Linked DNA regions of Mus musculus: region 2 is linked to region 1. Evidence: chromatin loops called from intact Hi-C (ENCODE). Cell type or tissue: gastrocnemius. All regions are shown on one strand.

Region 1 (8,000 bases):
TCACAGGATCCACAATGCCCAATCCACAGCTACACCTTTGGATAGACAGAGATTGGAGCATCTCTGAGGCCACTGAGACTTGGGGTCCTGGGCCCAGCTACAACGGAAACAGACTGTGTATGCAGGGAACTCGGTGTTGTAGGAACCATGATCCTCCTAAGGAGGGAGAGAGTGGGACCCAGGGAGTTGGTTCTGTCCCTGGAGTGCATGACTTCATGAGTTCAATTTATTGATCTCGTTCTGTTAGGTTCAAAGTCTTACGGTCTCTGACTTCAAGGGCATTGCTGTTCCAGATCCACCTCCTGGTTGGATAAGATCCAAATAGTTCCCCTGGCTTCCTCTTCAGCCCAGTTCTCTGGCAGGAGGCAACTTTTCCCTTCTAAGAGAAGTAGGACTCAGCCTGGCCCTGGCTTCATCTACCTGCTGTCTTAGGTGGCAACAACAGAATTGTGATTCAGGTCCTGGACTTTGTCCTTGAACCCTGGAAGTGGGGATGTTCAGGTCTAGAGGGAAAAAAAGCTTGCTTTTGCTACAGTGGTTGGAATTTTCCAGAACTCTTGCTACTTCAGAACCTACTGGAAAGACTTTTCCACTTTATTATTTTTTAATTAAAAAATCTGCATTATTATTTATGTTGTGTACACAAGCTCTCGTGGACTCAGGTCGCCTCTCCCACTCACTGGTTTCCCTACTTTAAATCCCAAAGTCCTTCAAGAGTTTACTCACCTGAAGCTTTGATCCCAGGGTGTGTGGACCATTAGGCCTCAGGAGCAGAGTTGGGTGTCTGGGAACATGGGTGTCCTTGGGTAGGGGAGGGTCCCCAGGCCACATTTCCCCCTACAGGTCAAGCTAGAGGAGGCCAGCCGGGAAATGGAACTAGGAATGTCCCCTGATCTTCTCAGTCACCCTAAGGAAAACGGTCTGGCCTGCTGCTCAGCACAGGGAACTGTGGGAATTGCTATCCACCACATGGCCCTTGGTTAACATCACAATTTCCACGATAGAGCTGCTCTCTAATGGAGCCTGTCAACTCAGCTTAGGCCTCAGTGGCTCAGAGCACGCTGCCTGCAGCCCCAGGATGGGGGGTCCAAAGCATTAGCCCTGCCCAGTGCACTGCAGAATGTGAAGGGGATCCAGCACCTCTCAGGCCTGCCACCAGCTTATTTGGTAATGACTCCACACTGTCCCACAGTCGCCCAGCAGACAGGGTTGGGTGTTATAGAAGAGAGTCTTCCCAGGGGCCCCAGCACGGGTGCTGACCCTAGAGAGCTCTATCTTCTTCCTTGCTCACCAGGAGGCCCCTTTGACATCACTTAAGAATCTAAAGCAACTGTCCTTATTATCAACTTCAGGGGCTGTTAAGGAAATGGAGAAACTTGTGTCTGCAGTGTCAATCCTGAAAAGGGGGCGGGGTAGCTCCACTTCTGTTTCTCTGCACCACTGCCTAGGCTCTCCCCCAGCCTGCTGGGGCGAGATGCAGGAGGGGGATGACAGAGTTCCCATCCCTACCACTGCTGCCTCTCCAAGTGATGGATGGCTGTCTGCTCAGGCAGGGGAGTACCTGCCTACACAGCTCCCTCTATGGGTTCTCAGCCTCCCACACCCTGAGCTGGGGATTCTGCAAACAACGTTGGCCCTAAGTGCCAGGGAGTGTGTGGCTCAGGGCCATTTATGTCAGTTAGTCATCTGAGGTAGTGAGACCGTCCCTTTGGCTTTTATCCGATCCTGTGCTGGTCTTTACCCCTCTCTGTCTCTGGCTATGGGTTCTTCTTGAGTGTTTTTGTTTGACATAGTTTCACTGTCTAGGCTGACTTTGAACTTGGGTTAATTCTGCCTCAGTCTCTCAAGTGATGGGGTTACAGAGGTGCTCCAGCTCTTGAGTTCTTTACCACAAAGCCAAGGAGTCTTTTGTTCTCTACTCCTGGAGGCTCAGGAGACACCAGGACTCACTTGGGGTTTCTTAGGCTTCACTGGATAGAGAACAAACAGGCCACCCTGGGAGGAGACAGTGATGGAGGTTAGCACTGGACCAGCTTTTCCCTTAAGGGGAGCACACTGTAAAGTTCCATTAGTTCTAGTTTATTAGTTAATTGCAGGAATTGGATTCTATTTTGTCTTTCTTTTCTCCCTGAAATATTCTTAGTGAGTTAAAAAAAAAGATTTATTTATTTTATGCATATGAGTACACTGTCGCTGTCTTCAGACACACCAGAAGAGGGCATACGATCCCATTACAGATGGTTATGAGCCACCATGTGGTTGCTGATTTTTGAACTCAGGACCTCTGGAAGAGCAGTCAGTGCTCTTAACCACTGAGCCATCTTTCCAGGCCTTAGTGAATTTTTTTTATAGCTGGGAATTCTGAAATCAAAGCTTAGGGGCAGGGCCTGAGGACTATGGCGTGGAGTTGGGGCAGGAAGTGCCTCCTTTGGGAAAGGGATTTTGTTTTGCAGCGTGGCTCCGCGTTGTTCTAACAGAGGATCAGGGTTCAGTTCCCAGCACCCAGTCTTGTAGCTCACAATCATCCATAATCCTAGCTCCAGGGCACCCAACAGGCACATGTGGTACACATACATACATGCATACACATAAAGCGAAACAAATAAACAAATAATTAAAAGATAATAAAACATTCTACTTGCATTTCTTGGGCGCCTCACACATGCCAGAGACTGTGTTTTATGTCCCTTCATTTGTCTTCAGAGTGCCCCTATAGCACAGGTGTTGCTGATGTTCCCATTTCACAGAGGTGGAGACTGAGGGTCAGGTTGGCTCCTTAGCACTGTTAAGGTAATACAGCTGAAAAGGCACAGAGGCAGAAGTTAGCCCAAGTCCTCTGATTTCAAAGCTTTGGATATCAGCGCTTGGCTCTATGGCCACCAGAACCTGCTGTCATCCTGGGGCAAAAGCACGTGTCTGTGTTTGCAAGAGTTTCATAAATATTTGGTTTTGCTTCCTCCTTTCTCCCATCAAACAGAGAAAAATGGGAATGACAATATAACAGCAACAACCACCACCACTGCAGCAGCAGCAACAACAACAACAACAACAACAACAACAACAATGTAAGCCTCCGACTCCTCTGTGGGTCAGGCAGATCTGATAGGTTCCACCACTGGCTTCTGGAGGGAGCTATCACCTCACCCTGGGAGGACTTATGTGTAACTATCACCAATGCTTCAAGATTTCACACATTCACCACTAAGTCACCTGAGTGTCTCCCATAGGCTATCTCGACTGTTCTCAGTGTGACCTAGCTGGAGCTGGACAAATCTTAAGGCCTCCTCCCTTAGCACCCTCAAATGCTAGCCTTTCATCTCTGTGAGGACAGAGGGACCGCACCTTGGTGACTGAGCCCTGTGTGGGCTGCTCAGCTGAGCCAGCTGGGAGTTGGCCCAGAGCCATGGAGTGTGAGAAACTTTCAAATTTCAAAACCGCCCTGGGCCAATTTAATAAACTTCTGCCACCTCTATCCTCTCCACAGTTTTGAATTCTCAAATATTCACACACACGAGCACACCCCCATCTAAGATGTGCACAGAGAATGGAAGAATTTTGGAATGTTAATAATGCAGAATTTTACAGCCTAGCAAGGTGAATTCTCAAGGGGTAATGGTTAACATCTGCTTTCTCTTTTCCCAAGATAACAATGACGAAACCAATCCACACAGCAAGCGGGAGGGCAAGAGATAGGCCTCCCACCCCTCTGAAAGGGGCTAAGTTGTCCCCAGATCCAGCACTGGGAACAATAACCTTATCACTTGCATGTAGTAAGGTCCGCAGTACGGGGGGCGGGGGGGGGGGACGACACAAGCCACAGTCAGTTTCTCAGGGCACACCTTCCATGCTGCGAACAAGACCCTTTTCTTCCAGGGGGTCTAAAAGATGGCAAGAATCACTCTGCTTCTCCCTGTGCGACAATTCTTAGCAATCAGCATCAGAGTCGTGTTCCTGACGTGTCCTTTTCCAGCCACCCCCAGAAGCCGCAGGGTGCTTGTGTCAGAAGACAGCAAAGTCAGAGCTCCCTCTCCATTCTGGATACAGGCTCTGGAGCGCCTGGGGCTCTGAGCATGCCCTCTCTGCGGCTTTCTCTGCCTCCATAAACACAAGTGAGCCTCAGAAACCTCCGAACCTAGGTCAAGATCCAGACCTAGGGACAACTATCCTGATCCAGTGAGCAGGTTGCTGAGGACACAAAGTAGCTGGAGAAAGGAGTCCGTGGTTTAGAGCAATCAAGCTGGGATCCCAAAGCTCACATCTGGCAGCTCACAACCTCCTGAAATTTCGGATCCAGGCCCTCTGACGCCCTCTTCTGTCCTCTGTGGGCACACACACGTATGTACAAATAAAAAATAAAAATTTAAATTTAAAAAGTATCTAGAGCCCACGCTTGTTTTCTGATAGTTGTTTTACTCCCTTGTCCCCACCTCCTAGAGATGGAGGTGTCTGGCTATGTAGCCTAGGCTAGCCTCAAACTATGAGGCACAGGATAGCTTTGAATTTGAAATACTCCTCCGGCTTCAGTCGCCTACGTGCTGGGATTGCAGCTGTGAACCACCGCATCCAGCTCATTTTATCTCTTTTGAGCTTCTCGTTTTGTTGGAGAGAAAAATTCAGTGCCTTGGAACCAGTTGACTCGGAACATAATTTCTCAGCTGGTTCTTGCCCTCTGGGCTCACTTGAGGAGATGGTCTAGTCCTGGAGCATTACAGACATCCCTTTTCAGGGACTCTCCGGGTCAGTTTTATCAGTTTAAAAAAAAATGACCCAGAAGTTATTTTTAAAAATGAAGGGTGCCAACCTTGTGTTTGCAGCTATGCGGGGATTTTTTTTTCTTTTTCTTTCTTTTTTTTTTTATCACGCTTCCCCCTTTCTTTGGTTTTGCTGAAGCAAAGATTGAGGCGCCCATGTGGCGCATCGGCAGCTTCCTGAATCTCAGAGAAACGGGAAGGAATGGCCAGGCTACCCTGCTCAGATGAATTTGTGGATCTTGGAAACCCTGAACCAATGTTCAGGCTCCTCTCTCTTGCTTGCATAATGCAATTTAAATCCCTTGTTAATTTCCAGGTCGGGTTTCATTCATGAGGATAATCTTTAATTGATGTTAAATATAGGGATCAAGTGAAGCGCATTATTTCTTTTTTACAAAGTGCTAATTGTTCGTGTTCTCATAAATTATTTTCCCCTCTTGTGGCTTATGAAAGAACTTTGCAGCCAGTGCTTTTAACCTCATCGTATGAATATTATCCTGTAATCATCAGGTCGTTTAGATCCTTCCTGTGTGGATGAGACTCACGTCACCCTCCAGAGCAGCGAGGAGGCGAAAGGGGAGCTGCGGAGCGCGTGTACATATGGGTGGCTTGCAGACGCTAAAAATATTTATATCCAAACATTTTAAACTTTAAGCAGATCTTTTCAGCTGCTTCTGTTCCTGCAAAGACCCTTGAGAGTTTCAGCCCAAAATGACTCTTTTAATTGAATTTAAAAACATTGGTTTTTTTTGGAGGCAGACTCTCACTATGTAGCCCAGGTCGGCCTCAAACTCAGAATCTTCCTGACTCTGTCTTCCTGGTATTGGCATTGCAGATATGCAGTACCATGCCCATCTTTTAATGAATTGATTAATTAAATTAATTAATTAGCATGTATATATGTATGTATGTATTTAGTGCTTGTGACTTGTTTTAGTTTTAATTTCTTTTTTCTTTTGAGACGAGGTTTCCTTATGTAGCCCTGGCTGTCTTAGAACTTGCTTTGCAGACCAGGCTGGCCTCGAACTCTGAGATCTGTCTGCCTCTGCCTTCTGAGTGCTAGAGTTAAAGACATGCATCACCATCAGCCCCCAAATTTTAATTTTCACCCTCCCTCTCCAGGATCTGGAGCTCCTCTGCACAGTTAATAGCAGCCGGGACGTTTTCTCCTCCCTGTCTGTGACATTAATTATTGTAGTAAGTTCCATATAGATGAAAACTTGTACACTATTTCTCGTCTCTTTCTTTCTTTTCCTTTTCCCCTCCCTCCCTTCCTTTCTTCCTTCTTTCAACACAGAGTCTCACTATGCAGCTTTACACTCACTTTATAGACCAGGCTGGCCTCAAACTCACAGAGAACTGCCTGCCTCTGCCTATAGATTTCTAAAGGCATGCACCTGGCCACTTTCTCTTTTTGGAAGTGTTCCATGTAGCCCAGGCTGGCCTGGCGCTCACTGTGCAGCCAAGGATGACCTTGAACCCCTGGTCCTTCTTTCATCTCTGAGCACTATGCTAAGGAAAATAAACCAGTCTCAGAGTGACAAATACTGGCCACGAATCGACTGTGTGACTTTTCCTGGACAGATGTGAGCAAGTGTCTGTGTACCAGAGACAGGGCACAGGTAGTCAAAGAATCAGTTCTATCTAGGACTAGCTTGTAAACCAACACATTTATTTGCATTATGCTGTATACGTTTTTAATCTCTACCCGGTTTTTTTTTTTTTAACCACCTTTGACCCTTTAGTTCCTGGATAAAAGACACACACAGCCTTTATATTTAGAATAAGCCTCGAACAGCACAGAGTTGGACCTAGACCTACCCTCCATGCTATTAGAATCTGCTTCTCTATTGCTAACTTCGAGTTTTACTTACTCTGTTTCTTCTGGGCTGCTCTTAACTCCCATTGGGCAGCCCTCAGGACCATCTTCTTATGGCTCACGTAACCCATGACTAGCTGCTTCTTCCACTTCTCCAGCCTTCTTCTTCTTCTCCTCGTGGTTTTCTCCAACCCTAAGCCCTGGAAACTTAAACGCCGCCTATGTCTCTTCGGCCCAGCTATTGGCTGTTGGCATCTTTTTTTTTTTTTTTTTTTTTTTTTTCGAGACAGGGTTTCTCTGTGTAGCCCTGGCTGTCCTAGAACTCACTCAGTAGACCAGGTTGGCCTCGAACTCAGAAATCCGCCTGCCTCTGCCTCCCAAGTGCTGGGATTAAAGTCGTGCGCCACCATGCCCCGGCTTTTGGCATCTTTATTTACCAGTCAGAATAACTTGGGGGCAGGGTCACTTGAGGCTGTGCGCAGACCCCAGATCTTGGGGGTCGTACTTAGCATTACAATAGACAGTAAAAGACAAAACCTCAACTGGCTTACTTACAGGAACTGGGTGACTCAAAGCCTACCCCAGCATGGGGGAGAACCCCACACTGCATCCCCACAGCCCCCTCTCCAGCCTGCAGAGGCAAGTCTCCTCTCCCCCAGCAACTGTCTATTGCTTCTATAGGGAAGACATGAGTCTTGTAACTCTGTGCTTTCTGATTCTTGTTTCTGTGAGCTTCTCACGAGCCTTTCTCCTCTTTCTAGGAGGGAATGCTTCAACTGGAAGAAAAGAGCTACAGAACAATTAGTTGCACGAGTCTATAGTCTCAGGAAATGGAGAAGTTGAGGCAGGAGGATTGCTTGAACACAGGAATGGCAGAACAGCCTGGGCAACAGAAGGAGACTCCATCTCAAAGAAAGAGAGAAAATAAGGAAGGAATGGAGGAGGACGGGTAGCGGAGGGGAGGGACAGAGGGGAGAAGAGAGGGAGGGAAGGAGAGAGGAGGAGAGAGAAAAGGAGAATGAGAGAAAATAGGTCTGGGCTCTAGCTCAGTTGACAGAGTGCTTAGGTAGCATTCTTAGGTAGCTTAGGGACACAAAGCCCTGGTTTGGTCGTCAGCCCTGCATAAACCATGAAACCTCAATCCAGACCACATACTGTGCTTCATGCATGGATATAACCTATGTAAAAACAAGGAAGGGGATGTGATGCTTGTGAGATCCAAAGACATTGTGCTGTGCACGTGCAGGACCAGGTGGGTGTTGGAGGCAGTGATGCTGGGCAGGAGCAGAGAGGAGCCCATGGCAGGAACATCAGCAGCAGAGGTCTAGACAGGGAGGCAAGAGAGGACCGAGAAGGCCAGTGAATCAACTCATGCCAATGGAACAGACTGGTGGGGACCATCGCTACAAAGGATGTGAGACAGATCCCTT
Region 2 (8,000 bases), 160 kb after region 1:
CTGGAATTCCCCCTTATGCAAATGAGGCATCCCCAGCACCCTGGCCAATGGTGTACACTCATCATATATCCCCTATTCACCCCCAAAGGTTTAAAAAGCCTTTGTCCCCCCTAATTAAACTAGCTGTCTCACTGGAGCTGCCTCCTGAGAAATCTGTTTCTCCCTGTGCTCACGGCCACCTGAGGTCTCATCACCGCAACTGTCCTGTCATGTTCTCCCACTCAAACCAACCCCATTACAGGTTGGGGGAGCGGAGTGGGGATGACAAAGCCATTTCACAATAATTAATAATCAGATTGCATCACAATTGCTAAACAGTGTCAGTTGAAGGTTTGGTTCTGTTCTACAGCCAAACCCTGCACCCACACAAACACATCAGGTGGTGTGCACCTTGTTTTTCATGCCGATGAAAGATGAATCACGGTTAAATACTTGAAAGTACTGGTGTGGCTTGAGGAAAAGGTGAAGCCATTCTTCTGTGTATGCATGCATGTGCACGTGTGAGCATGGTCATGCGTGTATGCATGTATGCATGTGTACATGTGTGCATGTGTGTATGTGTGCATGTATGCATGAGTGTCTGTGCATGCATGTTCGAGTGTGAGTATGGGCATGCATGTATGCATGTATGCATGTGTACATGTGTGCATGTGTATATGTGCATGTATGCATGAGTGTGTGTGCATGCATGTTCATGTGTGAGTATGGGCATGCATATAGCATGCAGTTGGGTAGAGGTCAGAGAATAACCTTGGTGTCAGTCCTTCCATCTTCTTTGCATGAGGCCGAGTCTCTTCCTGCTGGCCATTGTATATGCCAGGCTAGCTGGCCCACAAGCTGCTAGAATTTGCCTGTCTTCGTCTACCATCTTGCCATAGATTTGCTAGAAGTACAGATGTTCATAACCACATCTGGTTTTATGAGGGTACCGGGGACCATAATTCTGGTCTTCAGGCCTATGTAGTAAGTGCTTTATCCTTTGAGCCACCTCCTCAGTCTTGTCCTACCCAGAGCCCTTGGCTCTTGGCCTTCCTTGGCTACTCTGCAGCTCAGCACAGCCACTAGAGGGTGAGAGGGAATGGGACCTAGTGATTAGCCAGAGCTATCCCATGACATCCCCTTCCTAGTCTGTAAGAAGTCATAGGACCAACGACTGAACATCCCAAGGGACCTTTAGGAGCCACCTGAGGCTTAAAACCAGCAGCAGTGGGTCATCTTGGTGTGCCGGAAACGCTGTAAGTGCCATCTGCTGAGCCAGGAAGTACATTTAGATCTTGTGGGATATAACGAACCACCCTAAATTAACACAATATACATATTTATTCCCTTCCATCTGCAGGTCAGACGTCTAAAATGGGTCTAAATTGTCTAGAATAAAGGTGTTGGCAGGGTTGAGTTCACTGTGGAGTTTGTGAGGGAGAATCTGTCGCTATCTTCCCTCTTCTAGAGGTTGCTTATCTTCCTTGGTTTTATGGCCTCTCCCTCCATCTTCAAAGCCAGCACAGTAGCAAGATGTGTACGTTCATGGCATATAGCACATCGCTTAATGAAGCAGCTACTGTAAACCTTAGTGCCGAGCAGATCATCCTAGCCATATGGCCAAGAGCACAGACTCCTAGAGAGAGGAGTGCCTTGTCGAGGTCATGCAGACCTAGCAGCTCATGAGCCATCAATGCCTTTCTCTTTGACACTCAAACAGATAGTACCCTAATTCTCAATGCACAAGATATTCTTGACCCTTGGGGTGACAATTCTCTCAACCCTGTTGGCTGGTGTTTAGAGGTTACGATACAAGAAAGAGTCCAAGCTTGGATCCTGTTAGGCTCAGCCTCTAATCATCATTTTAATTTGTACTAGTTAGCGACTGCTGTGTTATAAGACATGTCAACCAATAGACTATACATCGAAATATAAGGAGATTTATTGTAGACTTAGCTTGTGTGACGAAGTGCCACCATATTGCCACCAGCAAGCAGGAAAATTGAGGGAACATTTCAGTCCCAGTCTGAAGGTTTGCGAGACAGGGGATCACTAGGATATAACTTTGAGTCTGAAGAGGCCAAAACAAACACCATGGTGTCTGAAGGCAGAAGGCACCAGGCTCAGGAAGCGCAAGCAGAGATGAGAGTGTAGAGCCCTTACCTAGCACACATGAAGCCCTGGGGTTTGCTCTTTAAACCCTCAAATAAAAACAAAGCAAACAAACAAAACACAAAAGATTGAATGTGCCTTTCAACATAATCCCTCACCATATTGAATGGAACAATGCCTTCTCGCACTAGGGGAGACAGTCATCTTTACTCCATCCACTGATGCAGATACTATCTGAGAACAGCCTCAGAGATGACCAGAAACAGCATTTTACCAGATCTCTGGGCATCTCTTTGCCCAGTCAAGTTGACACAGAAAACTAATGATTGTGCTACTTCCAAATCTAGCAGTTCACTTAGTGACAGCTTCAAGTTTTTCATTACCCTGCAGGTGGCTGAAAGGTTCTGTTGACAGACACTGAGCATCTGATCTTAGTTGGATCCATTTACATGTCTGTGTGCCTGTGGCTACCTAATGAGTCAGCTGCAAGTGGCCGGCCTACCTGAACTGGGACAAAATGCTTTCTTTGTTCAATGCTGCCTCTTACTGTCCAGCAGGCAAGCCTGGGCTAGTTTCCACAGGGAACAGATGCCCTATAGCAATGGTTCTCAACCTGTGGGTCACAACAACCTGTTTAAGGTTCCAATGACCCTTTCACAGGGGTCACATATCAGATATCCTGTATATCTGATATTTACATTATGATTCATAACAGTAGCAAAATTACAGTTATGAAATAGCAACTAAAATAATTTTATGGCCAGGCAATATTGGTGCATGCCTTTAATCTTAGTACTTTGGAGGCAGAGGCAGGCATATTTATATGAGGCCAACCTGATCCACAGAGTGAGTTCCAGGACAGCCAGGGCTACATAGAGAAACCCTGTCTCAAAAAATTATCTAATATAATATAATGTGCAACATAATTGTTATTATTACTGTTAATTTTATATTATTATTATTAATTTTATTAGTATTAATTTAATTTATTAGAGGGCTGCAGCATTAGGAAGATGGAGAACCACTGGGCTAAAGTGTCTCCCACACTCCAGCCATCCTGTTCATGATTCCCATTGTGGAGAAGCAGTCTCAAGTCTCTTAAATAGTTGGATCAGCCTCCTGAGGGTTGGTAGAAGCACATGTGCCCAGAACAAGTGCATGTCACTTTTGCGGGATCCTGTTGGCCACAGTGAGTCAAGACTGAATTCAAGTGGCATAAAAGTGTCTCTTTTTCTTTTTCTTTTTCTTTTTCTTTTTCTTTTTCTTTTTTTCTTTTCCTCTTCCTCTGCCTCTTCTTCTTCTTCGTTTGTTTTGTTTGTTTGTCTGTTTGTTTGTTTGTTTTTCGAGACAGGGTTTCTCTGTGCAGTCCTGACTGTCCTGTAACTCACTTTGTAGACCAGGCTGGCTTCGAACTCTGAAATCCACCTGCCTCTGCCTCCCAAGTGCTGGGATTACAGGCGTGCGCCACTACAGCCTGGCCAGTGTCTCTGCTTCTTTATGGGGATTTTCCAAGGTCCCTTTGCAAAGTAGGTGGACGATGGAAGGACCAGAAGTGGTTAGCTCTGTGGTTAACGAACCACACATGTTTCTTAATTCCTATGCTCCTCAGTTTCCTCCTTATTCCTAATAACACCTCCTCAAGAAATTAGGATTAAAGGATTTAAAATATGCATAGCGATAGCACCTGCCCAGTGCTTCGTAATGATAGCAGTTGTATTTTCTGCCATCACTGCTGTTATATATGACTATTACTACTATTACAATGATAATTTTATGTCACTATTCTTACTATTATTGCATGTATCTGTTTTCCAATTGCTATAACTAAATACCCAACTCTGAAGAATTTACAAAGAGAAGAGCTTTATTCAGCTCATCATTTTGGAGGTTGAAAGTCCAGGCATGTCTATTGGCCCAGCATCTGTCGAGGGTCCCCTTGACTGTCACATCAGGGTGAGCATCGTCATGGTGGGTGGGTGTGAGAGACAGTGAGATCACACTTCAAGACATAAAGCCGGAGAGGAATTCAAGTGTCAGGGGTTGTGATGGCTATACTCAACTGTCAGCTTGACTCTATCTGGAATGAACTACAATCCAGAAATGGAGGGCACACCTGTGGTCCAGATCTTGAGGCTGTAAGAAACAGACTTCTGATCTGGATCTTGAAGCACACTGGCTATAAAAAACTTAGGCCCAGGCAAGGTGATACATGCCTTTAATCCCAGGAGAGAGAGGCAAGTAGAGCTTTGAGTTCAAGGTCAGCCTAGGACAGTGCAAGTTCCAAGAACAGTTTAGGTCCAGGTGTGGTGGTATACACCTTTAATCTGGGCCACACCTTCTACTGGAGGCCTACATAAGAACAATAGAAGAAGGAAGACTTCCTTCTTCTTTGCCTGCTTGTACTTACTTGCCAGCACATCTGCTGGAAACTATTTCTTCTTCAGGATTCCAGCTTATACAGAAGACCAGCTGAAACACTCAGCCTCGTGGGACTGAGCGACTACTAGATTCTTGAACTTCCCATCCACAGCTGCCCATCGGTGGGTTAGTTGGACTGGAGACTGTAAGCTATCCCAATAATTTCCCTTACTATATCAAGAGACATTCCATAAGGTCTGCCTTTAGAGAACCCTGGCTAATACATTCTTTAGAATAGTTCATTCACTCAGTAAGACCAACATCAAGTGACTCCCAGGGCAGCTCTCCCATCGTCCCCCTCTGAGCCCCACTGAAGACTGAGCTTCAAGCCCTTGAACCTTGCAGGACACGTTCAGACCATACAAGAGCCACAGCATGAGACGGATGCTGTGCTGTGGTGAACTTGGGGTTGCTGGGGGAAGGAACAAGACCAAAGCACATAGATTTCCAGTCATTGAGCCCCAGCCTCCGTTTTCTCCATTTCATAAGCAGGTGGATGTTGTTCAAGACAAATACAAAAGCGCTTGGAGAGGGTGTGGGATTTGAACCCAGAGCACCTGCATCTGAGTTATTAGTGCTTCATCCTGTTAGCCTCGAGACCTGGACAAATGCCTTTGCCTGTCTGTGTCTCTGCCTCTTTATCTATAAAGTGAAGCTTCGCGTACCTATTTCCTAAGTCTGCTGTGGGAGATGAATCCATTGATCAAGGTGAAAAGGGAGCTTTTAAGTAGGAAAGTTCTGGGCAAATATTAGTTATTCTAATCAGTGCCTTCCTTTCCGTCGTTTGCACTTCTGACCTCAAAAGCGGGTCTCAGGATGACGGACCTTTCAGAAGATGATGGACATCTCTTGGCTCTCTGGTTATCTGCTAGCAGGAAACTTACTTTAACTCTTGTGATTTTTTTCTAACAGTTATCGAAGCTTAAAAGTTTCATAAAAGGGGAGACAAATTCCAAATGCTCAACCCTCTAAAATCATAAGGAATGACTCACGGGGTCACCCACGTCCCTGGAACAGAGTGGCTTCTCTTTTATTGCTATTAAGTAGGATTTAGCTCTATTTTATTAAGGCAATTTTTACAGTCATGTGAGAGGTTAATGCATTTCGCACATAATCCATTCCTAACTCACTAAATGCTGAACCCATTAAAGACCGGCTGCTTAGGGCTGGATTTCAAGGTAGAGCCGCATATGGGTGGTGTCAGATGACTGACTGAAGACATTCAAGGATTTGGAGGTAGTTTTTCCTCTTCAAAATTAGACATGGTCCTCTGTGCGTGTGTGTGCGCACATGTGGGCATGCGTGCTTGTGTGTGTGTGTGTGTGTGTGTGTGTGTGTGTGTGTGTGTGTGTGTGTGTGTGTGCTCGCCCATGCAGGAGTCCGTGCACCAGGCTGCCCAGTGAGCCCCAGGGATTAGACTGTCTCTGCCCCCATACTAGGATTCTAAGTTTATACCACCATGCTTGGCTTTGTTTACATGGACTGAACTTAGCAAATAGTTTACTAACAGCCATTTCCCCATTCTTAAAACGTGCTCTTAAATGAGAAAATAACAGAACTTCAACCTGGCAAAAATATTTAGGTGCTGGAGGTAGGTTCTGATGGAAATCCATGGAGTGATGTCTGGGTGATTAAACTGGAGAATACTCACAAGAACCTTCCAACTGTCTCCAGTCCCCACTTCCAGTAAGTCTCCTTCTACCGTATCTCCACATCCCAGGACCCGAGTCAGAGTCACAGAGTCGCAGAGTCGCATGTGCCAGGAGTCATGCTTTGCTGATGTTGTTGTTTTGTTTTGTTTTCTGGGATAAGGTCTCTCCACATAGTCCTGGATGTCCTTGAACTCAGTATGTTGACCAAGTTGGCCTTGAACTCAGAGAGATCTGCCTGCCTTTGGTTTAAGTCAGCATTAGTGAGATGGGGAACATTTAGCAAACTATCCCTTTTCATGTCTATATATATATATATATATATAAGCATATACACATATTCATTTAGTGTCACTCTATGTATATAATCTCCTTTTTAAAGATGTTCTCTGAGCCTTAGGTGCAGGAGCTGTGTTGTAGATGTATCAGCAGGGGCTGGGCATCTCACCATCACTTGCTTTGCATCTTTTGACCTCTTTTTTTTTTTTTTTTGCTTTTCTGTAATGGTCTCTATAGATTGCAAAGGGAAGTATCTTTGATGAAGAGTGAGAGTCACCCTTATCTGTGTGTACATGTAGAATACAGCTGGGAATGATGCTGCTTTACTAAAGCGATGGTGGCAGGGTCTCCTTTAAGTCCCATGACCTCACTAGCTGGGTTTCTACTACAAGGCATGATTTCCTTCTTGTTGAGCGAGTCTTAAGTCCAATTAGAGAGCTGTTGGTCACTGACAAGGTATGACAAGGCGCTGCACCCTCAGGGTCACCATGCCAATGTGGTTGCCATTGTGGTCCATAAGCATTACAGTTGGGTAGAACTATTGGTTCTATGAAAGTTAGCTCTCAGGGAGGAGACCATTGGCTCAGATCCGGCTCAGGCCCTCTGGCTCTTAGGTCTCATGCACTCCCTTTTCATGTCAAGTGGTAGCCTGGCATATAGATTTACCAGAAGGGTTTACCCAATGCAAGGGCATCTTGACAGGGCATCAGAAGCCAAAGTCACACAATGCAACAAACCTCACAAACGAGATTTATTAGGGAGAGGAACAGAACGGTGACTGCCTCTGACCTGGAACAGAGACAGTAGAGGGTTGGGTGGAGGGGTGGCCTTTTATAGTTTTTTGGAGCACATTTAGTGAGCTAGTGGAAAGTGTGTTGCCTGGCCATTAATGCTGAGTCATAGAGGTGGAGATTTCCAAGTCTCAGGGATTCCAGGTCAAGCTAAGGGTAATGTATTTTTCCCTTGGTCCTGATCTCTGGCTTGGGGTCAAGTCAGGGGCCAAGTGTTCTTTCCCTGGTCCCTTTTCTCTACATTTACACAGTGTGTTTATTCACCCCTGGGTGCATACTGGGGTCGTTTTCCAGCTAGCTTATTTTGTGTAGTTTGTTTGTTTGTTTGTTTGTGCCATGCTGGGCTGGCAAATGCCAAGCCAGTGCTGCCGCTGGATGACAACCCAACACTTTACTTACTAGTTTTCCAAAAAGTCTGCTACAAGCACCTGTTACACATGTTTATGAAGGTGCAGTTTTATTTTTCTTGGGTAAAAGGCTCAACACTGTACCAATTGCTCTCCTAACGAAGCATCGTTTTTGCACTCCCCTGAGTAGCATGGGAAGGCTGCTTCCAGTGGTCCTGCATTTCTACCATTCCAGTGTGTCCGTAGTGTCTCGGTTTAACCTGCTTTTAACGGGTACAGACACTGATGTCTTGTGCTTACTGAGAGCAAAATTCTCGTGGTGGAATCATGGGATCAGGGAGGGACCAACTTTGAGATGGCAACCATGTTCTTGAGATAGCTTCTTGTCATCATTCCAGCTGAAGTCACGAGATAGAAGTAACGGG

What was found. Hi-C counts contacts between places; a loop is a spot of excess contacts. Peaks named below come from ENCODE experiments on the same cell type or tissue, not always from the same donor. Only the 100,000 strongest peaks of a DNase experiment are listed, where the experiment ranks them.
Region 2: it touches region 1 in a loop (2.2-fold over the local background); 13 of 42 quality-filtered maps call a loop at or near these places.

The regions. Positions count from the first base shown.
Region 1 is chr4:123,957,789-123,965,788 of GRCm38, forward strand. No RefSeq gene overlaps it. Among named protein-coding and RNA genes, the nearest start is that of Rragc, 44 kb to the left of the region's middle. In gastrocnemius, no CTCF peak of the experiment used is centred here; a DNase peak (open chromatin) is centred at 3,383.
Region 2 is chr4:124,120,800-124,128,799 of GRCm38, forward strand. No RefSeq gene overlaps it. Among named protein-coding and RNA genes, the nearest start is that of Gm40241, 71 kb to the left of the region's middle. In gastrocnemius, no CTCF peak of the experiment used is centred here; no DNase peak of the experiment used is centred here.